2 separate regions of the Homo sapiens genome follow, and region 1 is linked to region 2. The links are chromatin loops, found by intact Hi-C in ENCODE. Cell type or tissue: CD4-positive, alpha-beta T cell. All regions are shown on one strand. Each heading gives the region's core, and the rest is flanking DNA. Links, peaks and the distances in the headings are about the cores only.

Region 1 (16,571 bases), core at 8,058-16,057, 670 kb after region 2:
TAAAACCCAATAAAGGGGGTGAGCTTATATTATTCTGCATCTGCCTCACCTTTCTATAGAAACATTTACTTAATTTGAATGGTTTTGATATGGGCACTTCTATTTGCTTTTCACCAGATCTGTTATTTGTAATCTGACATCCTACCTGATGCTTTATAATGGGTGTGTCCTAATGTTTTCTGCCCTCTGAACAAGTATATAACTGATACCAATGACAACTTCCTCACCTCTGTTGTTTATACTAGGTTCTCAAATACCATGTATCATCAGTCATTGTTTTGTCTGCATGTTTGTGTCTGAGAACTAAGTTGGTCCAAAACAATGAAATGCTATCTATGGTGTATTAATGATGTTAGCATTTGTTTTTGTCTGATTACCAAAGAGTTGATGCCTCTTACCAAGCTTAATTACTTTTTCTTCAATTTTATTTTATTCCTGTAAAAATACTGGTCATTAAATTACAGCAGAACCCTGTAACATGCACTCAATTATGCTTCCAGTCAGGTTATATATTCTCTGTGTATATGATGTAACATAACCAAATTATTCCTGGACAATTCAGTATCTAGCTTGATCTCCTTTTACCATAGTTCCAATATTAAAATAGGGTGGAAATTGATTCTTAAGATGTATGAATACTTCAAAATTCAAGTTATACATAGGTGCTTTTAGTTAAAAGTCTTAATATCCATAGAAAGCAGTAAATTAGCTAGCCCCAGGACTTTGTCCTTGTGTCACATCTGAACTCTGTCACTCATATTACGAATGTGATAGCTGGTGGGAGGGTCAAGAGGAGAGAGGGGTGGGAAGCCAGAGGAAGAGGTAATGATGGAGTTACCAATGTCATAGGCCTAAAATATATGGATTGATGTGAGGGGCTCTATATATTTTGTTTTTCTAGGTTTTTCTTTGGACTCAGGGAAAGGTATTGTTTCTAAAGATGAGATCACTTTTGTATCTGGTGCTCCCAGAGCCAATCACAGTGGAGCCGTGGTTTTGCTGAAGAGAGACATGAAGTCTGCACATCTCCTCCCTGAGCACATATTCGATGGAGAAGGTCTGGCCTCTTCATTTGGCTATGATGTGGCGGTGGTGGACCTCAACAAGGATGGGTGAGAAAGCCTCAGGTTATATTATGCTGCAAATCATTTCTGCTTTGACTAGCTTCTATACGACTGGAGAAGAGCCGTCCTTTCAGGTTCATTGACGTAAAGAATATTTTTATTGCCGCATTTTTACCAGCCTATCTTTATCATTTCTATGATGGCAGCAGACAGACATTCATATCCCTCCCCAGCGTATAGGATTATATTTTTGATTTTCAGTTTTTACTTATATGTTGGGATCATGAGTCTATGAGAATTAAAATTTGAAAAAAATTGACTCAGAAAACACTTGCATGATTCTGTTCTGTGGTTTCATATGGGGCTGATGGAGCATCAGCTCCCGTTGAAAACAGGAATTGGTGATAAAGTAAAAAACAGATATGTGGCTGTTGGTGCCAGTTGGGGGGGTTAGAACAGTGAGGTCTTAATGGGAGTCCTGCTGTACTATGGTTCTAACTCGAGAAATTGGCTTTGAGTTCTTACCCTTAGTATTTTTCTTGGGGCGTTTATTATAGGCTACCTTGGTTTTTAAAAAATGTTATAATTGAGTCATAAATTCTGGAGTTGAGGGCCTTTCTATTATATGTCTTTGTATCCTTAGTACCTAGACTGGTGTTGCTGGTATGTTAGCTGTTGGTTCACGGCTCTTTCCCCTCATTATGTTTTTAGGTGGCAAGATATAGTTATTGGAGCCCCACAGTATTTTGATAGAGATGGAGAAGTTGGAGGTGCAGTGTATGTCTACATGAACCAGCAAGGCAGATGGAATAATGTGAAGCCAATTCGTCTTAATGGAACCAAAGATTCTATGTTTGGCATTGCAGTAAAAAATATTGGAGATATTAATCAAGATGGCTACCCAGGTAGATAATAGATTATGAAATGGCTATGATTTATAGATTATTTGATTGTTTAAATAATAGCGCTGCTGGGCACAGTGGCTCACGCCTGTAATCCCAGCACTTTGGGAGGCTGAGGTGGGCGGATCACCTGAGGTCGGGAGTTCGAGACCAGCCTGACCAACATGGAGAAACTAAAAATACAAATTAACTGGGTGTGGTGGCACATGCCTGTAATACCAGCTACTCCCAGCTTTGGAAAGCTGAGGCAGGAGAATTGCTTGAACCCGGGAGGCAGTGGTTGCGGTGAGCCAAGATTGCGCCATTGCACTCCAGCCTGGGCAACAGGAGCGAAACTCCATCTCAAAAAAAACAAAAAAAAACCCCGAAAAAGCCAAACAAATAAATAATAGTGCTTGTGTCATCTTACTTTAAAACATTTTACTAGAGTGTTTCTAAAGCGTTTGTTAAAATGTTAAAATGTGATGTTGTCAACAGATATTGCAGTTGGAGCTCCGTATGATGACTTGGGAAAGGTTTTTATCTATCATGGATCTGCAAATGGAATAAATACCAAACCAACACAGGTAACCAAATAACCGGGATTTCTACAGCTAGAGTCTCAACTTTTTGCCCTATAATAAAATATTTAGGTTTAAGTGACTTTTCACACAAATCTTATTTTATTTACAAGTCCACAATAGTATAAATTTTTTAAAAATGTATTACTAGAAGATACCTTCAAAATAAATATATAAATGTAATGACTTGCTTGTTCTAATTGTAAAATTTCTTAGATAAGTTAGGAATCAAGGTAATCCAAAGCAAATGAATGTTATTCTACCCTGACGGCATTAAGATAAGAGGAAATACGATATATTCTCTTTAGTAGCATACTAAATAGAGATGAAATTGGTCAAACAAAATAAATGACTGTAACTACATGGAGAATGTAGACACCAAAAATTAAAAATGTCTTTTGAGAAAAATAAGACTTGTAGGGAAGGTAGGGAGATTTGGTTTGAAATGGCCTGATTGACTTAATACAATAAACAAGCTCATCAGAAATGGGCTCTTTTCTGCTTTGAGATACTATGTAAATCGGATGACTTTTATGAAATGAAATGTATGAAGTGTTAGATCATATAGAAATTTATGACTTGTATATAATATAATTTACTTATAAGTGAACTCTCAAATTTCAGTTCAAAAGAAACTTGTGTGTCTTTTTCAAAGCATTGTTAAGAAGCTCATGGTGATAACCTAATGTCCATTCGGATGCCCTGTGTATTTCAGGTTCTCAAGGGTATATCACCTTATTTTGGATATTCAATTGCTGGAAACATGGACCTTGATCGAAATTCCTACCCTGATGTTGCTGTTGGTTCCCTCTCAGATTCAGTAACTATTTTCAGGTCTGTTATCTATGATTTTAGTGTTAAGCATGTTCTATAATCAGGTTATACTAAAATGTTGACCTTTTGGACTGAAATTTGTCATACCTATACTTCAAAGGTTTATATGAATTGTGAAGCTATTTCTTTTTCTTTTGAAGTTAGTAAACAATGTAATAACAACCTATTTTCTAAAATCTTTTAAAGTATCTGAGGAAAACATAGATCCAAGTTAGAATTTTTACTTCATATATTTTTAAAACCTTAATTTTGATGATGAAAAAAACAAAACACATATAAAATGTGACAGTACAAAGAACATACAGAAGGAAACCCCCTATAATTCACCATGCATTATTAAACTCCAAGATCTTGATTTCTATTTTATTTTCTGTGATTGGACCATGTATATTTAACAAAATTAAGACCATAATTGTGCATAATTTTGTAACCTGCTTTTGTCTCTTTAGGATACATAGTAGACTTTTCCTATGTCACTGAGTACTTTTCCAAAATGAAGTTAACAACTGTCTGTGAGGCATCTTCTGACAGGTTCAGAGCTTATTTAACCAACTGCCTTGCTCTCACTGGATGGTTACGTTGCTTCGCAATTTTTTTTTTTGCTCCCATGATATAAAAAGCTGTGGAAAACATTCTTACTTTTGTTTATATCCTTGATTATTTCCTTATTATAAATTCCTGGATGTGAAATTGATATATGTGCTTCAAGACTTTTGATTCGGTTTCGCCAAGATGACCTCCCAAAATGGTGCGACATTTCCCATCCGTGGTGTTTGAGTCTCCCTTTAACCAGCGCTTTCATCACTGCTGGAAATCACCATTAAAAATTGGAGGCTTTTTTTGGTTTGTTTTTTAATTTTCAAAAAGTAGCAGATTTATTTTTTTTAAAGTTAATAATATAGAATTATAGAAAATCCAGTACATTATTCCCATCTTCCACAAAACTTGTGTGCATTTCTCTACTTTTAGGGTATCATCAAAAGGCTACACTGTAACTTCTGCTGTCTAATCTGGTTTTTATTTAATCTTGGGCTATCTCTCCTTGTCAATACAATAGATGACTTAACTTTAGTCAGTTAAATGTTTGCCCCTGTCTATGTGTAACTGATATTTTAATATCCTTACTTTCCTGTCCTCATAAGTAGGTTGACTGTCAACCCTGTACACTTGTTCCCTCTTTACTTGCAGATAGTGTGAAAGTAGAATTCAACAACCCTTTGATAAGAAGAGGAGTAACTTCCCCTTATTTTACAAATGAGGAAACTGAGGCCCAGGACTTGGCTTGAGCTTTTAAGGCTGGAGCCTGAGAGGACAGAATGTAGCACCTAAATCTTCCTGACTTGAATCCTGTGCATTTTTTCTACTAAATTGTACTAGCACTTCAGGGTAGTTAGTAAATAAACACCAATTTTAAACATGAGGCAGCCAAACTAATAAGACTTATTTTCTATGTTAAAAGACACAGTTTTCATAATTCATGTATATTTTGCCCTCAAAATTGTGTGTTGTATGTTTAAAAAACAAAATATGTTCTAGGCAGAAATGTCTGTTAAAATTCTACAGTATGTAAAATACTATATCTGTGGCAACTGTGCCTTTTAAATATGCTCTCAAAACTTAAGAATGTATCTAGTTAGTATCTTAGAACCTAGCAGCTGTCTAAATGTAAAATAAAAATAGAATGGTAAACAATAAAGGAAAATGGAAAAACAGGGAATGTGGGCAGTATTTGACCCTTTATTGGACCCTACCTTCACTGTGAATGGACTTGTGCTCTAGCCTACCAACAGATTGATTCCAGAAGTTCGAGCTAGCTGTTTGGGATTTGGAATGCATTTTCTTGTAGAAACACTGTTCTCCAGAATGGCTGGGTTTACCACAAGCCCATCAGAGTCAGCCTAACTGAATCCACGTGGTAATGAAACCCCAGGCCCCATTCTGAGTTCTGGTGGGGAGCAATGGAGGTGGGCCTCCTCACCCACTCATACCCCTCAACCCACCGCATACCTGCATTTCTTGTGCCTGTGGCAGCAGTTGGGCCACAGACCCGTGGAGACCCCTGTGGCTGCTGGGAGCAGGGCAGCCAAAACATACGAAAAGATGTTTTCAGATGGTGAACCAGAGTAGGGCGTGGAATTGGATTCCAGCTTCTCAAGTGTTTGCGGGGTTGCAGTAGGCAGCGCAGAGATGGGAAGAAGTTTAAAAGTTTAAGTTTTTGCTTGCAGAGATATCGTGGGGGTAGAAAAGTTGTCAATCCTGGCAATAGGAAGGCAAAGACTGAAGGTTGTGGGTGGGAGACTCCGAGGGAGGCTGAAGAGAAGGGCAAGTGTTTGTACAATGGAGACTCCCAAGTTCAGGATTGCCTGTATTAATTCACATACTGTAGACACGCTGATCATGAGCATCTCAGGTATTAGGTGTTTGTTGGTGTAATTCTTCCAGAGGGTATGTTGGCAAGACTACTCGTAATTAAAAATGCACATATTCTTTGACTCCAAAATTCTGCTGCTGGGAATTTATCCCACAGATAAACTCAAGTGTGTGCACAGATGATGTTTGTGAAAGCAGAAAGCTCAACAACGTGAATGTCTACCGATTAGGTACTGGTTAAATAAAGGATGTTACACTGATACAGTGTAACGCCATCAGGTGTGAAAAACAGTGAACTAGATCTATGTGTATATACAGGACAAGACCTCTGAAATGGATGAGAAAAAGCCACATACAGAACAATGGCAATTAAGTTCCCATTTAGTTGAAATTATACATATATTTTAATATTTAATTTTAGATAATTTTAACTGACGTGTCTGGAAGAACATACAAGGCTACTTGGGTGTTCGGGTGGGAATGGAGACAAAATATTTACTTTAACCCCCACATGTTGCACATGTACTCATAAGTGTGTACGTTTTTAAACAAATATTGTATAATGAGGCTCTGCATTGTATACATTTATATCTATTAACAGTTATTTTCTTCAGCAATGGGGGAAAACGTCACGTGTATTTTTTTTCCTGTGTTTTTAAGCTGTGCTGGGCAGCTAAGGATGCTCTCTAGTATGTGAATTAGACTCACATTCAAGGTAACAGAGGCTGAGCTTGTTTTTCACTCCTTTTGTCTTCAGATCCCGGCCTGTGATTAATATTCAGAAAACCATCACAGTAACTCCTAACAGAATTGACCTCCGCCAGAAAACAGCGTGTGGGGCGCCTAGTGGGATATGGTGAGCATCCCTCTGTCTTGGTGGGATCCCCCTCAGTTTCCCACCTCCACTTCATGATGACTCTATTGTCCTGAGGAGCCACAGGGAAGATGACAGGAGTGCTGGGCAAAGGGAAGAGGGTCTGTCAAGTGTTTTTATAACATGTTGATCATCAATGGGCATTGGGGGGATTGGAGAGCTAGGGAACATGTTGGGTTTTTTCCACTGCAATAATGGATCTTTTAAGAAATATGTGTTTGATTTTATTCAGCCTCCAGGTTAAATCCTGTTTTGAATATACTGCTAACCCCGCTGGTTATAATCCTTCAATATGTAAGTACCTAGTACCTTTAAAATATGTCTACTTTCTGTCTGCCAGGTTGAAAGTTCTGCATAAATCACAGAAAAATAAAACTGCAGTGGCCAACATGGGTCTGTCAATTCTGGTGTAAAGAATTAAGTGTATGTTTTGTCTCCCTTTTAATCAGGAGGGCACAGCACCGTGAGGGAGGAAAAAAACTCCACTTGGTCGCCATTTGAGTTTTCCAGAGCAGATGGTTTAGGACAGAATGGCTTGGAAAAGTACTTATTTGCTACCACAACCATTTCCTCCATTTCTGTCTTTGAAAAGCAGTGTGGAAAATTGATTTTGTGGTTGTGAGGTGGTGGGTGGTGGCTGGTGGTTGTGAGGTGGTGGGTGGTGGCTGGTGGTTGTGAAAGGGCAACGGCAGGAGCCAGAGCACAGCACAGAGTCACTGCCAGGCTGCCTTCTCTTCCCCACGCCCCTCCCTCCCGGAACACCCGCCCTGTGTTCCCAAGAGCAGGCCCCTAGGGAATTTGCAAGCCGGCCCTGAGAGGTCAGAGACCTGGTCTCTGCTCCTGGTTTCAGCTTTGATACTGACTGACCCACAGGGCAAGTCCCTTAACATATGAGTTTGCTTTCCTGTCCGTTCAGAACAATGCCTAGTAGTCATTAGTGCATACAGTTGTGCTGGAGATCAACTGAGAAGACATGAAAAGCACTTTGTCATTTATTAGATACTGTTCTGCTTCCTTTTTTTGTAATTCAAAGTAAGATTTTTTTAAATTTTTGTGGATACATAGTAGGTGTATATATTTATGGGGCAACACAGGATTTTTGACAAGAATTTTGACACCGTTAATGATACTCTTAACAATAGTGGCCGTCGTAAGCTCTCCTCTGGCATGTTTTAATAGCAGCCACACTTCTTCAGCTGTGAGTCACCTGACCCCTGGCTCCAGAGTCAAGGCCAGGGGCATAGGAATTCCAAGAAAATCTTTTCTGCAAAGAGGAAGTGAAAAGAATGAGGAAATTCTCAACCCGGGTCCGGCCATGGTCCTGGCAGTTTGGGATTCTAGTGTACTGTATCTGCCACCAAGGGACACTTTGTGAAGAACAAGGTCATTCTGTCCTTTCATATGGTTGTCAGCCTTTACGATACTATGAGGTAATGAGTCCTCTGAAGTGTTCTCCCTGTTATCTAAAGTAGTAGTTTTCTTTATTTAAAAAGATGTCCCTTATAATATTCCAGAATATAACCTAATTCAAATAACCTAAAGTTGTTGCTTGAAACAGGAAAAAATAGCCACATAAGGACTAGGGTTTGCAATGGTGAATCCTCTCACACGTCACAGCTCTGTTCTTAGCTGTACTCTAATTCTTCTTTAACTTTATATGAAGTTTTATATAACACTAATGAATGTATCCACTAAGACAACAGAATGAAGATACTGACCTGTGATAAAGTTCAGTGAATTATGAAAAGGGACAGTTTAAATAAATGTACTGTCTTTAATTTTTTTTAAGTCCCCCTTCACCTGATTCTCAGTGTCATAAGCTCAGTTAGCCTTCATCTTTCCAGATTTCGAGCTGTCTGCAGGTGGTTTCTCCGTCTCCCCTTCTGTGGGGTCGTCTCCTGCTGTGTGGTCTCTCCATGGGACCTGCAGACCTTGCACGAAGCATTCTTAGAGTGGATGGATTATGACTTCGTGCACAGGGGGAGCTGTGGCCTTTTGCTTTGCTTTTTGATGCAGCCGGCATTTTGTCGAGTGTAGAAAGCAATTCTTTGTGTGGCTTTTAATGACAAGAAAATGTATACTGTGACTCTTCAGGATCTATCATCCTTTCAGTATCATTTGTGTTATTTTTACCCAAATGCCATACCTTACACTAGCCCACTTGGATAATGGGCCCTTTGCCAGTGTTTGGAATGAATTAGAGAGACAAGGAGAAAACAGTGATTCTTTGACTAGGCAGCCAGAGAAAAAGGGGAAACATTTTTATTCTGTTCTGATGGCCATTTTTTCAAACCACTCTCAGTTTGACTGTAGATGTGAAATATCATCAGAGCACTCCTTGACTTCCCCCAAATTAATCACCTATATAAAATACAGACTTTCTCCTAGCTGTAGCACAGCATTTGATGCCATGTGTATTACTTTTATGTTATGTAGCTACTCCATTAACCAAGTGTTTATGGATGGCCTTTTATGGGTGGAACTTTCCTTTGAAGACATTCAAAGAACATTTGCTTTCATTGCTTTTACTTCCACAGTAAATTCTAAATGAACTAAGACAGAACTTCTACAAAGCTACATAAGTTAATACATCTAAAATCTTCTCCCAGTAGCCAAGAATGTGAGCTTATTGTTTGACTGGGCTATTTTAGCTCAGCAGTCCTCAGATGTGGTGTTCCATACATATAGATATCTATAATTGAGCCGTAATGAGTGTTCTACTTGGCTTGCCCCTCAAGCAGTTAGCAAAGGTGGCCTGCAAAGATTTTAAGATGATGTGGACTGTCTGGAGGGTTAGGGAAGGTTAGAGTGAATTTGGCAGATAAACGGTTTTCCTGCACCCACACCTCCCATACTTTTGCTGTGAGGGGCACTTTTGCTGTGAGGGGCACTCAGCGTGTGAGCCTTTATCTGGTTCATTGTGAAGCTAGCAGGTCACTTATAAATGGATGATGTCAAGGCTGCAGAGGCCTAAAATGGGGGAGCATTCCATTTGGCAGCTGTGACATTTAAGAATTCTCCAGATGGACACAAAAATTACTATTGAAACTGTCAGTGTTTCTAAATTTTGTTCTGAATAGCTCACATTCAGCATAAGAATGTCACATCGTGTGTGTGCGCATGTGTGTGCAAGTGGGGAACCAGTTACTGCCACTTCTGTTCATCTGTTCCATAAATCATATGTCTATCAGGTGTTGTGCTAGTTGCTGGGGACTGTGGTGGGGAATAAGACTGATGTGATCCTTGTCCTCGGCTTTGCCCCACTGTGGGAGACAATCAGGAAATCACAGCGTAGTGGGCTTAAATGTAGAGACTGGAGAGATGGAATACTCTAGGATCGCGAAGAGAGGCCAGGACAGGCTTCCTGGAGGAGGTGAGGTCCAAGCTGAAATCTGAAGGGGAAGGGAGGGCTTAGCCAAGCAGGCCAACACTGCTGGGAGGTGGAAGGGAAAAGAAGGGAAAGACAGCTGGCTGAGGGAAGGAGTGACTCCTGCGGTGGTTAGGAGGCAAGTGAGACCTGGGCATCTAAGACCCTGTAGAAAGCAATCGCCTTTTGTGTTTGTGATAGAGACTCAGAAGCTGGTGCTGCTTCTGTCCCTCTCAGTATGACCCCAAGCCTCCCCAGAAAAGGTCTCTTCCAACTCTAAAGTGAATATTAGAATGTGAGTTATTCATTTTCTGTGTTTTCTGTAGCAGATTTTTGTCCTGGAGATTGCCTTCTCCAGCCCTCTGCACACTTTGGTTTGCTTTCCCTTTTGATGGTTAGTGACTGCTTAATGAATGTAAGTAATTTAAGTATTGGCCCATGAAAAACAAAGTTAGCAGCCACATCTAATGAACCAACAAAGAATGCGTTCTGAAGTAAAAAAATGAGATTCTGATCATCCACATCCTAGCTTCCCTCCAGGTTCCATTAGTGTAGGTTATCAAGAACAGGCTGTGCCTTCTAGCCCAGTGCAAGGTAGGCAGTTTGGTTGTGGGAGCTATATTATGCTGACCGACAGGCCCTCCATCCACTCAAAAATATATAATTTACCTTGTAATTCTTTTTTATCTTTATTATTATTTTTTTGAGAAAGTTTTGCTCTTGTTGCCCAGGCTGGAGTGCAATGGCATGAATTCAGCTCACTGTAACCTCTGCCTCCTGGGTTCAAGCGATTCTCCTGCCTCAGCCTCCCGAGTAGCTGGGATTACAGGCATGCGCCACCAAGCCCAGCTAATTTTTGTATTTTTAGTAGAGACAGGATTTCACCATGTTGGTCAGGCTGGTCTCAAACTCCTGATTTCGGGTGATCCACCCACCTTGGCCTCCCAGAGTGCTGGGATGCCAGGCAGAATTCACTGTGCCCATCCTCTTTTTTATTTGTTAAGGTAAAGGTCTCATCCTACTGTCGAAAGACTTCTCCATCTCTAAAATATATTATTCCTCTGTTTAGACAACTATCCTTTATCAGTGCTTCTTAAAACTTTAATACGTATAAGAATCATCTGGTGATGCTGTTATTAATAAAGCAGATTCTGCTTCCGTAGGTGTGACTGGGCCTGAGGTTCTGCATCCTCACAGGCCCTCAGGAGATGCTGCTGTTCTAGAGATCTTTCCCAGATAGCAAAGGCACGAGGCCACTTGAATAAGCATTGACTGGTTTAAAGGGAGAAAATCAGTTTAGGTGCTCGGGGGAGTGTTGGGTTCCTCTGCTTATCGTTAGTATTCTGTGGGTTCATGAACTTCAGCCAGAAACTGATTCTTAATAACTGCTGCTGCTGAAAGGTTTTAACTTATTCTTGAGCTCCCCCAGGTGGCACAATGAAAATTTAACTTTGAAACATTGTTAACAGCAAAAGGAAGGAAAAGACAGCTTGATTTGAACCATCACAATTGTGCAAATGCATATTACCAGGAAATATGAAGAGAAACAATGGCAATGTTTTCTACAAGGAATTAAAATCTTAAAAGGAGTTCAACATGCTTGTGGCTGGATTGTGCATGAATGCACTTACGTTAATATGATTTTAATTTTATCTAGCAATTGTGGGCACACTTGAAGCTGAAAAAGAAAGAAGAAAATCTGGGCTATCCTCAAGAGTTCAGTTTCGAAACCAAGGTTCTGAGCCCAAATATACTCAAGAACTAACTCTGAAGAGGCAGAAACAGAAAGTGTGCATGGAGGAAACCCTGTGGCTACAGGTGAGGGCTGCAGATGGTCACATCTGTTTTATGAAGAGGACAGAAAAAGGTTATATGGTGATATACAGATTTCTGAAATTTATTCTGGCAACCTCTTAATCAATACAAAATCATTGTTTTGGAATTCCCCAATAGCATGTACACCCCACTTAACTCTGACTGCATGCTTTTCATGCAGGATAATATCAGAGATAAACTGCGTCCCATTCCCATAACTGCCTCAGTGGAGATCCAAGAGCCAAGCTCTCGTAGGCGAGTGAATTCACTTCCAGAAGTTCTTCCAATTCTGAATTCAGATGAACCCAAGACAGCTCATATTGATGTAAGTCTCTCTGACTTTCATTTTGCCAAAGTTTTTTTGCCATTTATGATGCTAAATCAAATGTCTTTGAAGGGAATAGAACTAGTGATTTGCTTTAAAGGCCATTCTTTTGTGTTAATATGTTTTTAATGTACGCAAAGTTAGAGAAGACTTGTTTCCCAAATTAGCAATAAACATAAAAACATGAAATACAATTTGGGGCCAGAGCGTATTTTCCTTCTTCATTTTTGGCCATTATAACCTATCGAGACTATAAATGGTAGAGCTTATATTCTAACACTGTTTCTCCTTTAGCTGTACATAGAAAGAAAAATACATTGTGTTTTACTTACCATTGAGAATACTGAAATGTAGAAAGCAGTGTGTTGCTAGTCAGAACATTAAAATCAAGGAATATCAAAATTCAGCAAAGCAAAAAAGTATTATTAGCATACAGTAGTCATTTAGTGCCTAATATAGCCTAAGTCATCTTTGGAAGAAAAATGTGTATTAGATGGCCTGTGGGATACCTCATATGAGGTGGGGTCTGTTTGCTAGGGGTTTAGGATGGTTAAGGTGCAAGGTTAGCCCGGGCAGCTATGACAGCTTGATTTGGCATTATGTTCTTGCTTTCAAAATCTAATTGATGATGAACGGGTGTGGTGGCTCATGCCTGTAATCCCAGAACTTCGGGAGGCCGAGGCGGGCAGGTCACTTGAGGTTAGGAGTTTGAGACCAGCCTGGCCAACATGGTGAAACCCCGTCTCTAGTGAAAATACAAAAGTTAGCGGGTATGATGGAGCATGCCTATAATCACAGCTACTCAGGAGGCTGAGGCAGGAGAATGCCTTAAACCCGGCAGGTGGAGTTGCAGTGAGCCGAGATGGCACCACTGCACTCCAGCCTGGGCAAAAAGAGTAAGACTCTATCTCCAAAAAAAAAAAAAAAAAAAAACAACTAATTGATGATGAGTGTCTGTCCACTATGGGGCTGCTGGTACTGGTGCCTTACTGAGGCAGCTTTGCAGAAGTGAGTCCTCACTGTCTCAGGAGCTGATGCTTACATCTGCATATTGTCAATCATTTTTGTCACCAAATATAGTTCCTTATATTTCTGTATACTTTTATGTACTTTTATTATTATCATGTTAATATTACTTGTGTACATTCCCAGCTCCATAGCTAGAGATGATTTTCTATTTATCGGTGTGATTATCAAGAACCCATTGGCATGGTGCTAGTATGCTGTTTGCTTACCTGACCTTAAGCTCTCTGTTTCGTCATCTCTACAATGGAGATCATAATAATAGTATCTTTTTAGAGGCCTGTTGTGAGGATTAAATGAGTTAAGATATGTAAATCGAGTATTATAATCGTTGGTATCATCATTATTATTGATACTTCTTATAGTAGCCCTATAAAGTTAGAATGGTGGTATCTCCACGTTACCTATGATGAAACTTGGACTCTGAAAGGTTAAGTGACTTGCTAGCTAAGTAAGGGGTAGAGCTGCGTTTCAAACCCAAATCTGTGTGGCTGCTGGGTCACACTCTTCTATACCACACTGCCTCCATGCCCTGGTCAAAGTGTTCTTCAAACACAATTTTACTAAAGGACAGAATGGAAATTTGATGTGTGGCAAAGTACATTTAAAGCTTGAATTCTGCATTGGTAATTGTCACACAGGGAAATGAACTGTGTGGAATAGCCAGTCACCTACATCGATGCCTTCCTGAGTCCTGAATGGTGTAAATTGACAATAGTTTTCGTTTTCCTACAGGTTCACTTCTTAAAAGAGGGATGTGGAGACGACAATGTATGTAACAGCAACCTTAAACTAGAATATAAATTTTGCACCCGAGAAGGAAATCAAGACAAATTTTCTTATTTACCAATGTAAGAATCGTTGTGTAGCACTAGCAAAAATGATTCTGGCTTCATGGTGGCTTTGTGTTAAGAAAGTTTACTGGAAACGTATTGAGGACTTTGCCTTTTTGTTCTTGTTTTCTTATTTTTAATAGTCAAAAAGGTGTACCAGAACTAGTTCTAAAAGATCAGAAGGATATTGCTTTAGAAATAACAGTGACAAACAGCCCTTCCAACCCAAGGAATCCCACAAAAGATGGCGATGACGCCCATGAGGCTAAACTGATTGCAACGTTTCCAGACACTTTAACCTATTCTGCATATAGAGAACTGAGGGCTTTCCCTGTAAGTATTGTTAGAGACCAGCTGAGAGGGGAAAAAAATCAACACTGTGTGGCAAATGAGTGGATTGTGACCTAGCGTGTGTTTCTTTTACAGGAGAAACAGTTGAGTTGTGTTGCCAACCAGAATGGCTCGCAAGCTGACTGTGAGCTCGGAAATCCTTTTAAAAGAAATTCAAATGTAGGTGATGCCTTCATATACTGTATTTTACTGTTTTAAATACCATTGCAGTGTCTGTATGCATGGCCTGTGTTAACAGCTATTTATGTTTTTTTAGGTCACTTTTTATTTGGTTTTAAGTACAACTGAAGTCACCTTTGACACCCCAGATCTGGATATTAATCTGAAGTTAGAAACGTAAGAGTTACATCAACCTCTCCATTCAGAATTATTTCATGAAAATATGGGCAGTCAATGAATTGGCCCTGATCTACCTCATAAAAGAAGTCTAATTGTAGTGAGAAAACTGACTGGTAAAATACAACCCTATTGTTTCCTTTTCATTTTCAGAACAAGCAATCAAGATAATTTGGCTCCAATTACAGCTAAAGCAAAAGTGGTTATTGAACTGCTTTTATCGGTCTCGGGGTAAGTGTTTGTGTTTAGCATAACAAATCAATGTTTGAAAGAACCATTTACAATCCTCATTAAAACTGGTGTTTTTTAATTTGACAGAGTTGCTAAACCTTCCCAGGTGTATTTTGGAGGTACAGTTGTTGGCGAGCAAGCTATGAAATCTGAAGATGAAGTGGGAAGTTTAATAGAGTATGAATTCAGGGTAAGTTGGAGCAGTTGGTCTTTTCATTATACCAAAAGCTGACATATACTAGGTATGGTCTTGAGTATGTCATTTTAATAAATCAGCAATATTAATAAGCATTGTAAGTAAATCATGAGTTAAAAATTAGTTTGCCAGCTTTTAAAGAACATACTGGCTTATAGTAAAAATTTTATCCTCCAGGATGGAGAACAATTGTCACTGTTCAGAATCCAGTTCAGTTTAGAATGCGTTATGATTTATTCCTTCCTCCTTTATAAGGTCATCTTTCTCACTGCTTGTGGTTGAAAGAATATTAATGTATGCCTACCTTTCACAAGCCCAGTTTTTGTGGTGAATGTAGATTTGGTATATGCCTGTAGGAAAGGCAGTGACTGGCTCTGAACCATTTCAAAGTAGGCAATCACAGTGACTCTCTGTCCTGTTGAATAAACATAAACATAGGGTACAGAGTCTGTTCGTAACTCACACATGGGTTTAGGTCTGTGTGGCTGAAATCACATTCCTGAAGGCATAGTGACCACTGTGGTGAAAGCCTCAAATGGCAAGCATGGGCCCACCTGACTCCGGCAGAATGAAGAGGCTGAATTCTCCTCTGTGTGTCTCTTAGCATTATAGACACAGCTGGGGCAGGTGGTGGTGGTGGTTATGATCTCTATGCAGGTGCAGCTGGAAAAGAAGTCTTTGGGTTCTGGAACAGTCTCGACACCAAGAGGGCTCTTACCTCCTGTGTTTGGCTTCTGCCGCAGGACGTCACTCTGTTCCCAGCTTGGACTCTCAGATTCATGGCTGTCCTAATAATGGTTTTGCAGAATCTCCTCTGGGACAGAGGCAGCTTCATTTTTGCAGTGGATGGGGTTTTCCAGAAGCAGGTTGTTGGTACACTGCCTTGGCCCAGGACTTGTCATTGGCCAAGCAGGGTGGTTACAGGGCAGTTCACAAATTCACACATGATTTTCCCTGGGCGTATGTTGAGAACATGGTATATCTACACTGCTGATTCTGTTGCATACAGCAGTTGTTCCTAGAACGAGTTAGCTATCAGTTGTCCTTTGACCTTTTTGTTTTTATTTACAAAAATCTTTAGGCACAAGTCTTTATTTTGAATGCCCTATCTATAGTCCATTTTTGGAGCCTGTGCTTTTATTATAGGATTACGTTAGATATTTTAGCTTCTTTCTCTTGGTAAAAGGAGCTGCTACTTAAATTTACATTGAGAAGATTAGACTGAGATAATATGTATTATTTTCTAACAGGTAATAAACTTAGGTAAACCTCTTACAAACCTCGGCACAGCAACCTTGAACATTCAGTGGCCAAAAGAAATTAGCAATGGGAAATGGTTGCTTTATTTGGTGAAAGTAGAATCCAAAGGATTGGAAAAGGTAACTTGTGAGCCACAAAAGGAGATAAACTCCCTGAACCTAACGGTATGTCGGTAGATTTATCTAATGTCTCCATAAATGCAAATTAGAGAAACTAACTTGTTAGGGGAA
Region 2 (15,015 bases), core at 7,016-15,015:
ACTTGTACACTGCTTAGGAGACTATAAAATGATCCATCCACTTCTAAGAACTAACTGGCAGTTTATTTTAAATTGAATATACATCGACTCTATTCTATTCTTAGATACCCAAGAAAAATGAAAATATTGGTTGACAAAAAGATTTGTACAAGAATGTTTACAGCAACCTTATTTGTAACAGACAAAAACCCAAACATCCATCAAGAGAAAAATGGATAAACAAATTGTGGTAAATTCGTACGATGAAATACTACTCAGCAAAATTTAAAACAAACACAAACCTGATACCCACACAAGGATGACTCTCTGAAAACATGTTAAACAAAAGAAGCCAGCCATGAAAGAATGCATCTCGTGCACTCCATTTACATGAAATCCAAGAACAACAAAACTTCAGACAGAAATCAGAAGTGTGGTTGCATGGGGTAAGGGAGAAGGGACTGAATGGAAAGACGCATGAACGACTTTTCTGGGGTGAAATGTTCATTATCTTAGGTGGTGATTACATGGGTGTATACAACTGTCAAAACTCATTGAGCTGAATATCTAAAATCTGTTCCTTTTAAAAATGTTAATTATACCTAAAAAACCAAATATGTAAATATGTCATATTCATACACTTATTAAAGGAAGGAAGGAAAGAGGCAAGAAAGTCACTATAAAGTTGAATAGTGTCATCTAGATTTATTTTGACACAATCAATGATTTGATTCCCCCAAAAGGACATCATAGAATAAAAGGACTTGGTCTAAAAAAATCAGAATACTTGGGTTCACATGAAACCTCCAGCATATATTAGCTGTGTAAATTGGGGTAAGAGAGTTAGCCTTTTTGGACTTCTGTTTCTCATCTACCTATTTTATAGAGGGTGACAATAATGCATAATAATGTACTTTGAAAATTCTAGGTTGACATTAAGGTACTATTTTTGCCCACAATAGATATCATAATCAAACATTCAATTATATTTGTGTCTTCGAATAAACATACATTTGTACATATAAATATTATATATAAACACATATATACAGGTGGTCCCCAACTTAACAATGATACAACTTATGGTTTTTTGACTTTACAATGGTGCAAAAGCAATATGCATTCAGTAGAAACAATACTTCAAGTACTCATACAGCCTGTTTTTCACTTTCAGTACAGTATTCAATAAATTACATGAGATATCCAATACTGTATTATAAAACAGGCTTTGTGTTTTATGATTTTGCCCAATTATAGGCTAACATAAGTGTTCTGAGCATGTTTTAGGTAGGATAGGCTAAGCTATGACATTCAGAAGGTTAGGTGTATTAAGTGCACTGTTGACCTAAAAATTTCCAACTCATGATAGGTTTATTACAATGTAACCTCATTGGAAGTCGAGGAATATCTGGATCTGTGTGTGTGTGTGTGTGTGTGTGTGTGTGTGTGTGTGTGTGTACAGAAAGACAGAAATTTTCTAATAGAAAAATAAACATATGGTCTGATAAGAATGGTTTACCTATGAGAATAACAGGAAAAATTATTTAAAACCTACTGTTACATATTTAATACTCATACAACACTCAACATTCATAAGAGATATTTACTGAGCAACTGTATACACACACATACAATCTTACCCCATCTCCACCTAAAAAAGGGTCAAGCAATTTTAAAAAATTATTATTATTTGTAGAGATGGGGGGTCCCACTATGTTGCACAAGCTGGCCTTGAACTCCTAGGCTCAAGCCATCTTCCCACCTCAGCCTTCCAAAGTGTGGAGGTTACAGTCATGAGCCACCACACCTAGCCAAGGTCAGGCAATTTAACCTAGAGTTCAATTTATAGATACTACAAACAAATAAACAAAAAACATGTTGGGATAGCACATCCAAGTTATCATAAATTCTGAATGAGTAAGTTTGTTTGAGAAGATTTTGATATAGATACAAAACACAAGTTTGGTTAATGTTCACAATGAGATTTAAAAATCTGAAAATGGGCCAGGCACTGTGGCTCACACCTGTAATCCCAGCACTTTGGGAGGCTGAAGTGGGTGGATCACGAGGTCAGAAGATCGAGACCATCCTGGCTAACACGGTGAAACCCCGTCTCTACTAAAAATACAAAAAATTAGCCAGGCCTGGTGGCGGGTGCCTGTAGTCCCAACTACTCGGGAGGCTGAGGCAGGAGAATGGCGTGAACCCGGGAAGCGGAGCTTGCAGTGAGCCAAGATCACGCTACTGCACTCCAGCCTGGGCGACAGTGCGAGACTCTGTCTCGAAAAAATAAAAATAAAAATAAAAATCTGAAAATGCACAATCTGTTTATACTACTATTCCCAAAGGTTATATACTACTTCTAAAATAAGACATTCCACTGTGACTCCCTCTTTCCTGTAGTAAGTGAGAGTTGCTTGCATTTCCAATCAGGAAGTCAGAGTCAACAAAACTTCCATCTGGTTTTAAAAAGTGTGTGTGTGTGTGTGTGTACACATGTGCACACATATGTCTATGCATAAGAGCATGTACACATGTATATGAAAACATTAGAAGGAAATACACCAAAACATTAGCAATCAAAACTAAAACAAAACTGACATTTAGTAATATCTCTCTCTGTTCAAGGCAAAAAAAAAAAACCTAAAAAACTTAGGCTTAAAAATCGGAAAAGACCTAGATGTAAAAGCTAAAACTATAAAACTCTGAAAAGAAAAAAGGAGGCATACATATAAAGTCAATTTCTATATACCAGAAAAAAAAGGCATACATCTTTCATGATCTTGGATTAATGACTTCTTAGATATAACACCAAAAGCACAAACAACAAAAGAAAAAATAGATTAAACGAACTTCATTAAAGCCCAATTCTTCAAAAGACATCATCAAGAAAATAAAAAATATCTGAAAAGGGACTCATATCTAGAATATACAAAGAACTCTGTAACCAAAAAACAATCCAATTTAAAAATAGGCAAAAATTCTGAATAGACATTTTTTCAAAGAAGATATACAAGTGGTCAATATGCACACAAAAAGATGCTCAACATTGTCAGTCATTAGGCCACAATAAGGTATCACTTTTCACTCAGTAAGATGGCTATAGTAAAAAGACAATAAGAAGTGTTATCAAAGATGTGGAAAGTAGCTGTGCATGATGGCACATGCCTGTAGTCCCAGCTACTCAGGAGGATGGGGCAGGAAGATCACTTGAGGCCAGGAGTTCGAGGCTGTAGCATGTGATGTTCACACCTGTGAACAGTCACTGCACTCTCAGCTTGGGCAACATAGTGAGACGCTACCATTATTTAAAAAAATACACACACACACACACACACACGCGCGCACACACATACTAGCAAAGATGTAGAGAAATCAGAAGCTTCACACTACTAGTAGGGATGCAAAAGGATGTAGCCACTTTGAAAAACAGTCTGGCAGTCCTGAAAATGCTAATTACAGTTGTCATATGACACACCAATTCCACTCATACGTATATACCCAAGAGAAATGAAAACATGTCCATGCAAAACCTTATATACCAATATTCATAGCAGCATTATTCATAAGTCAAAAGGTAGAAACAACTCAAATGTTTATCAACTAATGAATGAACAAACTGTAGTATATCCATATATTCAGCAATAAAAATGAATTAAGTACTGATACATGCTACAACACAGATGAACCTTGAAAACACGCTAAGTGAAAAAAGTTAGGCACAATGTCATGCTTACAAAAGGCCACATATCATGATTCCTTATTTATTTATTTATTTATTTTGAGACAGAGTCTCTCTCTGTTGCCCAGGCTGGAGTGCAGTGGGCACAATCTCTGCTCATTGCAACCTCCGCCTCCCAGGCTCAAGTGATTCTCCTGCCTCAGCCTCCCAAGTAGCCAGGATTAAAAGCACCTGCCACCACGCCTGGCTAATTTTTGCATTTTTTATAAAGATGGGGTTTCACACCATGTTGGCCAGGCTGGTCTCAAACTCCTGACCTCAAGTGATCCACACACCTCAGCCTCCCAAAGTGCTGGAATTATAAGCATGAGCCACCACGCCCAGCCTCCATTTATATAAAATATTCAGAATTGGTGAATTTGTAAAAACAGAAAGTATATTAATAGTTGCCTAGAGGCCAAGTGCAGTGGCTCGTATCTGTAACTCTAGTACTTTGGGAGGAGGAGGCAGAAGGATTGCTTGAGGCCAGGAGCTCAAGGCCAGCCTGGCCAAGTAAGACCCTGTCTCTATGAAAAACTTAAAAATTAGCTGAGGGTGGTGGCACACACCTGCAGTCCTAGCTACTCATGAAGCTGAGGTGGGAGGATTGCCTGAGCCGGCAGTTCAAGGTTGCTGTGAGCCTTGATCGCACCACTGCACTCCTGCCTGGGCAATACAGTTGCCTAGATCTTACGGATGGGATGGGAAGATTGAGAAGTGATAGCTAAAAGGTACTGCATTTCTTTCTGTGTTGATAAAAATGTTCTAAAATTGATTGTGGTGATGGTTTCACAACAAAACACTGAATTATACACATTAAATGGGGGAGTTGTATGGTACGTTAAGTATATCTCAATAAAGCTGTTATTTTTTCTGTTTTTTTGTTTTGTTTTGTTTTTTGTTTTTTTTTTTTGAGACAGAGTCTCACTCTGTTGCCCAAGCTGGAGTGCAGTGGCACGATCACAGCTCACTGCAACCTCCACCTCCTGGGTTCAAGCGATTCTCCTACCTCAGCCTCCCAAGTAGCTGGGACTGTAGGAACGCGCCACTTCACCTGGCTAATTTTTTTGTATTTTCAGTAGAGACGGGGTTTCACTATGTTGGCCAGGCTGGTCTCGAACTCCTGACCTCAGGTGATCCACTTGCTTCGGCCTCCCAAAGTACTGGGATTACAGGCGTGAGCCACCGCCCCCGGCCTAAAGGTGGTATTTTTAAAATTTGCATGAAAGATATCAGGTATTCAATGAGTAAGTGAATATATGAAAGAACAAATGAAAACCTATATCAAGTGTGAAAGAATATGGATTTGGAGATAGAAGTGGTTTGAACCACAATTTTGATATTTACTAAGTCAAAATTTGGATTTCACTAAGGTTTTAGTTTTTTCAACTCTAGTTGGGAACAATAATGAGATAATCCCTATAAAATGTTCAGCCCAGTAAGAAAGGTATCTATTCCTCATTAGCTGATTCAAGCTACATCAAAAGCAATAATCATCATCAACAATAGTAGTAACGTTTTAGTTAAGTTGGGTGCTAGAAGCATGGATGCTCATTTTATTATTCTGTAATTATATTGTTTGTATTCTTTTGCATGTATCAAAAATCACAGGCCTTGGCCAGCCTGGTGACTCACACCTGTAATCCCAAAACTAGGAGGCCAAGGCAGGTGGGTTGCTTGAGCCCAGGAATTCGAGACCAGCCTGGGCAACATGATGAAACCCCATCTCTACAAAAAATACAAAAATTAGCAGAGGATGGTGGCATGCACCTGTAGTCCCAGCTACTGGGGAGGCTGAGAGATGGGAGGAGCCCTTGAGCCCAGGAGTTGTCAAGGCTGCAGTGAGCTGAGATCGCACCACGCCACTCCAGCCTGGGCAACAGACTGAGATCCTGTCTCAAAAAAGAAGAAAAACAAACAAACAAAAAAACAAAAATCACATGCCTTTAAAAACAGATCATAAAGACCGGGTGTGGTGGCTCACGCCCGTAATCCCAGCACTTTGGGAGGCCGAGGCCGGTGGATCACCTGAGGTCGGGAGTTTGAGACCAGCCTAACATGGAGAAACCCCAGCTCTACTAAAAATACAAAATTAGCCGGGTGCAGTGGCACATGCCTGTAATCTCAGCTACTAGGGAGGCTGAGGCAGGAGAATCGCATTAACCTGGGAGGTGGAGGCTGCGGTGGGCCGAGATCGTGCCATTGCATTCCAGCCTGGATAACAAGAGCAAAACTCCATCTCAAAACAAAAACGAAAACAAAAACAAACCAGATAATAAAACAAAACATACAACAACAACAAAATATATAATGCCCAAGGACTAGAGATTTTCACTTCTAGGTCACTTCATGATCTAGTCAACACACACCATTTTTCCTAAAAGGGAATATTGTCATTTCCATGGCAATAAAATTTCCCTCTCATCTATAGGGAACTCAAGGCCTAGGTCCTAGCTAATCCTTCCTCTGGGAAAAAAAGCCTAGAACTCAATTTGAGCCATTTCTTCCTAATTAACCTGCAATAGGTTAATGTATTAGGTGCATCTTTAAAATTGGGTAATTTTTGGAAGAACAGCAGCATTCTTCTCACTAGTGGCACTGACAGCACTCAGCCAAAAGCCATAAGGACACCGTACATCGTATCACCACCACTACTCAGGATGATGAAGACTCAGGGTCAGGCTCACAGACAGCCACTCTTCACAGTGTTAATCTGGTGGCTGTTTGCCAGGTATCATTTAGGAAATGGAGTATCCTATGTCCCATACAGCCTGATATTCTATAAAGAGAGACTCATTCTTTTTAAGACTTTATTCTCTGTTGAAATTTATAGACTTTGGGGAGAAACAGTGAATTATGTTTTAACAATCATTTATAGCATAGCATAACTGAATTTGTCAGTAGAAACTCAATAATTGCACTTTTTTCTTCTTCCCTGAAAGAAGAGATTTAGAGCAAGGGGGAAGCAGAAAACGTTTGTGGTGAAGAACTGCAGACAACCTTATCATTCTGCCTAGAGTCCAACCTGACTATTTTTCATGCTGTCAATTTCCCACTAGACAATCCATCAAAGCCTCCAGAAATGAGTCATGATTAAGGAAGAGATTTAGAGTGTCAGCACAACCCTCAAGGCAACCCAGACTTCAATAGAAATTCCTAAAGTTCAAACCTATAAACAGGGTCGGTAGCTAGGAAGAACAAAGGAACTAAACATCTTATTTTGGTTTAACCACTTAGGTCACATGTCAGACATGGAAACAGGTCAGCTTCATGACCAAAAACCTGGATATTGCAAACGGAAACAAATAATTAGCTACATGGAACAGAAAGAGCATGACTTATATTTCTGGCAAAGGTATGCATGTGCTGTGATAAAAATGAGTTAGAAAGCTTCTTAACCAAACAGAAACTTAAAATGACCAAGAAAAAGAATATTTATGATTGGCAAAGGTTCGCTCTCTAGATAAGAACCAATTACAGAATCTAATTGGAATAAAGGAAGAAGAGAAACTTCATTTTTGGTGATCCACCTAAGCAAAAGTTTTATTCTATGTCCACTGTTAACTCTTCATTAAAAAAGAAATGTAGCCAAAGAGATTTCCTTCCTGAGAATGTGCTGGGGCATGCATACAGGCACACACACACCCACACAGCAGTCCACCTCTTCCAAAGCAACTCTGCAGAGGACTCAGGTATGTGCCACACTGACACATATCAAAGAGAATCTGGAGCAACCTCTCTCTCTCTCTGACCCCCGAGGCAGTGTCTCTGAATTAAATGTTGCCAAGGTCACTGACCTCATCACTTCAGGTTTCACAAGCAACTGAGGAAGTTTTAGCCAAGACTGTCAGCCAATTCAACTGGAAGTTATTAATGTTTCCAAGAACAAAATGGACTAAACAAGTCTGAAACGAACCATGTGTTATCAAATATGAAACAAATACCACAAATGAAATTAGTTGAGCTGCAAATAGATTTAAGAATTGGTCATGCTTACACTTTAAAGACAGAAACCTTTGTGCGCTAAGTAAATATCTGAGTCTCTTGGTTCAGAATTTCTGTCAATAGCTGAAATGTAGTTACCGTTATTATTGTTTGCCAATAATCATGTCATGCTTACACTTTAAAGACAGAAACCTTTGTGCGCTAAGTAAATATCTGAGTCTCTTGGTTCAGAATTTCTGTCAATAGCTGAAATGTAGTTACCGTTATTATTGTTTGCCATACCCTCTGGCCTCTAAAGAAGAAAAATTATTATTAAACAATGGCTTACTCAGTCCTATACCTAAGATATAAGGGCCCAATTAATCAGCCATCTCACACTTGTTTTAAAGTTCCAGTTAACATATATGAATGGTAACTCTATCCACTACTATATTTTCTGTACTCTATTTCTTAAAAGGCATAGGAATTAGAACTTTTAAAAAAGTCTGGAAGGTAATGCTTTAGGAGCATCAAAGAGATAGAGCTGATGAAAATGCCACCTCTTTTTTTGTTATTATACTTTAAGTTTTAGGGTACATGTGCACAATGTGCAGGTTTGATACATAGGTATACATGTGCCATGTTGGTTTGCTGCACCCATCAACTCATCATTTACATTAGGTATTTCTCCTACTGCTATCTCTCCCCCAACCCCCAACCCCCAACCCCATGACAGGCCCCAGTGTGTGATGCTCCCTGCCCTGTGTCCAGGTGTTCTCATTGTTCAATTCCCACCTATGAGTGAGAACATGTGGTGTTTGGTTTTCTGTCCTTGTGACAGTTTGCTGAGAATGATGGTTTGCAGCTTCATCCATGTCCCTGCAAAGGACAGGAACTCATCCTTTTTTATGGCTGCATATTATTCCATGGTGTATATGTGCCAAATTTTCTTAATCCAGTCTGTCACTGATGGGCATTTGGGTTGGTTCCAAGTCTTTGCTATTGTGAATAGTGCCACAATAAACATATGTGTGCATGTGTCTTTATAGTAGAATGATTTATAATCCTTTGGGTATATACTCAGTAATGGGATTGCTGGGTCAAATGGTATTTCTAGTTCTAGATCCTTGAGGAATTGCCACACTGTCTTCCACAATGGTTGAACTAATTCACACTCCCACCAACAGTGTAAAATGGTTCCTATTTCTCCACATCCTCTCCAGCATCTGTTGTTTCCTGACTTTTTAATGATCACCATTCTAACTGGCGGAAAATGCTACCTCTTTTCTACACTCAAAACCCGTTAGCTTTTACAATAAAATTTAAAACTTATTCCATATGATTATTGAGAAAACCTGCTTAGAATCCCTTGAGTTCAAGAGAAATGCCACTAAGATATCTATTATATCTGTGCAAAAAGGTCAACGGAATGTATTTGTCACAAGAAGCGCCTAACAGTAATACTTACACAGCCTCCAGCAAGAACTTCTGCTGGAAGTGGAACAGAGCCATCTCTTCTGGTAAATTTGTCCCGAACAAAATCATTAACCTAATTAGAAAGACAACATCAGTTAACCAAAATTCCCAACCATTTCTCTTCTGGCATACTGTTGCTTTTCCAAGTCAGCAAAATATTTGTCTTATGATAAAATTTAAAATTATCAAATGCTTACATGTAAAATTAAAGTTGTACAAATTCTGCGACAGTGTGCCAGTGTCAGCAGCATCAATTTTAGTTTTGTTTTTGAGACAGGGTCTCACTCTGTTGCTCAGGCTGGAGTGCAGTGGCATGATCATAGCTCACTACAGCCTCAAATTCCTGGACTCAAGCAATCCTCCCACATCAGCCTCCTGGCATAAATCACCACACTTGGCTAATTTTTAATTTTGTTGTTGTTGTTGTTGTTTTGGTAGAGCTGAGTTCTTACTATGCTTATGCTGGTTTAGAACTGGTCTCAAGTGATCCTCCCACCACCCAAAATGCTGAGATTATAGGCATGAGCTACCACGCCTAGCCTTGATTTTAGCTTTTTGGCTTAATGGTAATCTAAACAAATGACATAAATTCAGTTAGAGATAAACTTACAGTCAGTTTAATGGCCTTTTCTGGAGCAACCCCTATAAGTTGTGGTATCAGACCTAGGTAAAGGGACAGAATCATCAGCAATATAGCTGTACCAGACATGAATACACAAGCCCAGCAACAAAGAGTTTCCCCCATATTATTTACCCATCAAACATTGCAGAGTTTTCATTAAAATGGGAAAAAGATTATCCTTAAAACTCTGTATACATATGTAATAATTATTTACAAATGCAGTATAATGTCACGTTTTCTTGAGGCTATAAATCCTCTTCTTAAGCATGCTTACTTTAAAGCCTAGTTATCCAACACTTCCCAAAAAGTCCATGAAGAAGAAACGGAGCCATGCGTCTTCTCTATTCTGGGAACACTGCCAATAACAATGTAACCAAATTCCCTCCCTTATTACAACCAACAACATATAAACATACACAGATACTGTACACTTGGAAAAGCTCTGAAAAGCATGCTGTTAAGCATACCCAGATTTTGCTACCTACATAATGGCATACAGTGGCTTCGTTATTATAGAATACTAACTCCCATAATCTTCTCTTCAGAGAAACACAGCATTCAATATTCATTTATTTAAAAGGAAGCCAAAACTGCAAAGAAAAATGCAGTTTTAAGTATTGTTTAACGAGTATCTCCTATAAGCAAAAACATATGCCTGTTGTATTCTTATTGACTAATATATGTCAAGCTTAAGACATTTTAAAAGAATCCCCTCAAAACAAAGGAAATCATAATCCTTAGAAAGTTAAATTCCCCAGGCTGGTTGTAAACTGGAAAAGAAAAAAATAAACAATTCAACATCTGTTGGGCTCAGCTTTCTAAAGCACACAGCTTATCCAAATTGTTAGCATACTTTTTTGCATACATTTTTTAAAGATGCTAACAATAAACATTTTATATCCTTTAAATCATCCAGCCAAAGGGGAGTTATATATGTGTTTGCCTGCTTGCTGACTGCTGATCTTAAGCCTGCTTTGAGGATACTGCTGAGTTCCATAAGTTGAGAGCCACAAGTAATCATACATATAGGCTACTGTCAGTCAGGCTGAATTATCAATGATACACACAAAGCCTCACACACCTTTCATGCGTAGCAGACTGATTTAAAAGAACAAATCAGCAGATGGCAGTATTAACTTTCTAACCCTCGTGATTATCAGGCTCTATTACTTTTAATCTAACTCCCATACAACCATGTCAGCATGCATATTTGTTTTACAACTCGCCTCAATAAGGCTCATGGAATTTAATAAAGTACTGATTTGTGTCATTTTATCATTGTTGCCTGCGAAGAAATTTAGCTAATCTGTCAACAATTTTGTCAATCATCTGACAGAATAATGGACCAGTTGCAAGCAATATATGACAATCTCAATAATCATAGTGCTCACATACAGGACTCCTACAATCTTCTCCCTAATACAAAAGTCTCTCATTTAAAGAACTGCTTTTATGAGCTTACATCCTGAATAAAACCAACAATCCCCTCCCCTACTTGCTATATTGCATCCATTTAATAAACATGACATCTCTCTCAAATGAAATCTTCTGTAAGCATCTATCCATTGAGAAGGCTAAACTATGCAGTAAATATCTAGGTTCCTTTTAATAGGGGACATTTTCTTTGCAATTTAAAAGTATACCAAAGAGGAGAAAGGTCATTATTCAACAAAGAAATATTGGAGATATCAAGGAAAAAAACAACCTTAATGCCACTCAACCTTGATTCCCCATTAAATAAAATCTGGATATGCAGGGTTTAATCAGTTAAAACAAGCATTCACATGGAAAGGTCTGCATTCTGGATATTGTACGCCTTTCCACAGGGTACATGCTGTACAGGTGGAATTCAAAGAGACTACAGTTCTGAATATTTGAGGAAAACTCATCACATTCATTCTCAAGAGCAGGGTACTTGAGCCTAGTTTGATTTCGGAATAACTCTCTCCTATTATTCTATATATAATGCTAAAAATGAACATCCTTGTGACCCTCTACTTCAATTATGAGTTTATCGGAGTTATATTTTTTGCTTGAATACCTGTATATAATGCTAACCAGCGGTGTTTTTTTCCTCCTGTCCATGAGCATAAAGCTCTGTTCGGGCCCAGTCTTTCTTAGGAAGATTTCTAAGCCAAATAGTTCAACAGAGCTCAGAATAGGCTAGGGATTAATGAGCTTGTATGTGCAAACAAACAAGTACAGTAAATTACATAAATGGCATGGACTTGAGCATGTAGAGAGTATTTTCATAGAATCCCAAGTGGCGCCCAAAGAGATTAAAAAATTAATCTCCCTCCCAAAGGAAACCCTATATTCTAATGTGAAAACACATACATGAAAGTCATTCTCTCTCCAAAGAGACAAGTTCCTACAAAGACAACGGGGGGTGGGGAAAATTCTGCATGGGGCGCAGTGCTGCCTCTGATGCCAACTGCACTGTGCTCAGTCTAGAGTGGCTGCTAACATTCCCTGCGAAAGAAAATCTCTCTGTTTTGACTGTACACCTCTGAGCTAAGTGGGGGAAAGAAGCAAGAATTAGACTTGGAACCAAAGGGTTTTCCTTTTTTTTTTTTTTTTTAAACCTTCAGATGGCTCATTGGAAAAAATTTATAAATGGTCCCTGAAAGAGACAAAAACATTTGATATTTATTTCAGTTGAAATAAATATATGGAGGGTAAACTCATCTTTGAGTGGTAACCTGGATTCTTTTTCACAGGAAAGAGATGTATTTCTCCTCTTTAATTCTTTGAGAAAAGCAGCTCTATATTTCTTAACTATCATCCTTGTATTCCACCTGCAGATATGTGCCTTGGTTTGTAGGAGCATGGTGACATAGACCCATGTTGGGACAAACACATAATTTGGACACCAAGAAATATAAACCACAAGAAGAAGAAATGAAGACCTTATTTGCAGATTAATATTGCTAATCACCAGAAAGAATGCAAAAAGGGAAATGAGCAAAGAGAAAATAAAAAGAGAGAAACAGACCTAGTCTGGCTAGGCATACTACATATTGGCTTCCATAATTAGTGAGTTAAAATCTGCTGCTGGTGAGATCAAATCACTAACTTCAGCAGCTGGGATTTGCTTACTCACCCCTGTAGAGTCCAAAGAAGCCCTCATAACGCAAGACTTTCTTAAAACAGTCAAAGCTGTTTTTGTACATTAGCTCCCCAACAACAGAGCCAGAGCCACGCTGGTTTTGCATTCGGGTCTTCACCAGATCTATAGGATACACTGCAGTGGCTCCCACAGCTACAAACAGAACAATTTTTAGGCTTAAAAAAGAACACAATTAAATGGAGAGTCCATAAGGATGACAAATCTTATCTTAAAGGATGAGAAAATAAAACACAACATGTATTCTCACAAAAGAGAGTTTATTATTTTTCTTTCCCTCACAAACACCTTAGGGATAGCAGGCTATAGCAAGCACTGAAATCCATAAATACAGCTGCTTCAGAAAACAACTGTCAAGAATGCTCTTTGATATCGTAGGTTCATAAACTACAGAGTGGATTATCGAGTCACTTCCCAAATTAGATAATCAACACTCAGTTTTCTATAGTAACAACATTAAACTATTATGTATAACATTTATTTATATTTTCCATTAAATGCTTAAATATTATGCCAGTTACTTCTTAAAATGACTATATCCGTACACTAGGTGGCTACGATTTTAAAATTTAGTTTAATAAAGCATCTTGGTAAATTAATCATAGTTACAACCATAATATTAGAAACACACTTCAACATTATCCTATCCCTATGTATAGAATTTGGTTTAAAAGAAAATATGGCTATGCTTTAGAATTTCTCAGGGAATGAAAATTTATTTACATGAACGAGAGTATTACACATTTTGACTGCTGAAAGCCAAAACCTGGTTTGCAACTTCTAAAACTGAGAGTGAAAAGAAAAAAAAAAGTCTTTTGAGTTCAGGCTTATCTTAAAAAATCGTAAGCATTTTAATCACACCTGCTAGCTTCTTCTCAACAAAGCAACTTCAGATTGTACACATTTTCTAAGTAGAGTATTTAAGCAAAAACAGTCTCTCAAATTTTGGCTGTGAACAGGGAGGGAAGGGAGGTTCATTTTTGCAAATAAACATCAAGTCCAGATATTGTTAAGCAAGCGATAAGGGAAAGGAAAACATACAAGCAGAAAAGCAAAACTGGGTCACTTTGAGAGGCTCTTTTATTTCACGAGGTTCTGGGATTCATATCCCAAATCTCAATTTCTTTCTTTTTTTTTTTAGTTTTATTTTAGGTGTGGGGTATATATGAAGGTTTGTCACATAGGTAAACACGTGTCACGGGCGTTTGTTGTACATATTTCATCGCCCAGGTATTAATCCCAGCATCCAACAGTCATTTTTTCTGCTCCCCTCCTTCCTGCCACCCTCCCCCACAAGTAGACCCCAGTGTCTGTTGTTTCCTTCTTTGTGTTCATAATAAGCTCCTATTTAGTTCCCACTTATAAATGAGAACATGTGGTATTTGGTTTTCTGTTCCTGCGTTAGTTTGCTAAGGATAATAGCGAATCTCAATTTCTTAACCTGTCCCATAAACACAGTCTCATTTTCCATTTTTTCATACTGGCCTTAGCCAGTATAATTAAGGTGAGTGCAGCACTGCATCCCAGACTTTCACATCATTACAGAGGTTCTGTCCTGAAGACAGACTGGAGCCAGATGGTCATAGCCATTGCTACGACAAGTCTCCTGATCATAGGTAAAAATAAAGAACACTTCAGAAAGCCCTGAAGTCGTGACCCATGGGAACAATGAACTGCACCTTTGCTGATCTGCCTCAGTCTGGTGAGATAATATTACATTAACACAAGCCTCAAACAGCACACAGACATGTCACTCACCTCCAGCAACTGAGCCCAGAGTGAATCTGTAAGCAGACTCGGCAATCTGGAGCCAGATAGGCCTGCCTAACCCAGGAGACTGCTGCAGAGAAGAAAACGGGTAAAAAAAAATCTTGAAAGCGCACACAGCAAGTGAAAAAGCTACAATTTGACTATTTTAAGACAAGAAAAAACAAAACCTAAAAGTGATATTGTTAATGCAGTAATATCTTTTCTAAAAGAAGAAAATAGGATATTCATGCAGCCAAAAATGAAAGCAATGTATTTAAAAATAGATAACTCTATTGTCAGCATTTAAAAACCATGTTAGGCCAAATACACAGTAGCTTCCCACTTACCCCAATTTTTACAAGCCTATTAATGCCTCATTTATCTGCTACTGTTGGGGGAATACACTATCAGTTTACA

Evidence for each region. A loop is a pair of places that touch in the nucleus more often than their neighbours do. Peaks named below come from ENCODE experiments on the same cell type or tissue, not always from the same donor. Only the 100,000 strongest peaks of a DNase experiment are listed, where the experiment ranks them.
Region 1: it touches region 2 in a loop (17-fold over the local background); 6 of 110 quality-filtered maps call a loop at or near these places.

Annotation. Positions count from the first base shown.
Region 1 is chr2:172,473,154-172,489,724 of GRCh38, forward strand. ITGA6 (integrin subunit alpha 6) reads left to right here. Exons shown (of 26, transcript NM_000210.4): 6 at 902-1,112; 7 at 1,776-1,969; 8 at 2,444-2,532; 9 at 3,242-3,360; 10 at 6,488-6,586; 11 at 6,837-6,898; 12 at 11,629-11,789; 13 at 11,968-12,111; 14 at 13,870-13,985; 15 at 14,111-14,300; 16 at 14,394-14,477; 17 at 14,575-14,654; 18 at 14,808-14,885; 19 at 14,973-15,075; 1 more. PDK1-AS1 (PDK1 and ITGA6 antisense RNA 1) reads right to left here. Exons shown (of 4, transcript NR_199657.1): 3 at 15,386-15,496. Among named protein-coding and RNA genes, the nearest start is that of ITGA6-AS1, 15 kb to the left of the region's middle. In CD4-positive, alpha-beta T cell, for the core only: a CTCF peak has its summit at 11,437; a DNase peak (open chromatin) is centred at 11,378.
Region 2 is chr2:171,800,514-171,815,528 of GRCh38, forward strand. SLC25A12 (solute carrier family 25 member 12) reads right to left here. Exons shown (of 18, transcript NM_003705.5): 10 at 14,608-14,689; 11 at 12,826-12,984; 12 at 9,711-9,763; 13 at 9,093-9,173. Among named protein-coding and RNA genes, the nearest start is that of SLC25A12, 86 kb to the right of the region's middle. In CD4-positive, alpha-beta T cell, for the core only: CTCF peaks have their summits at 10,885 (motif pointing right) and 11,085; no DNase peak of the experiment used is centred there.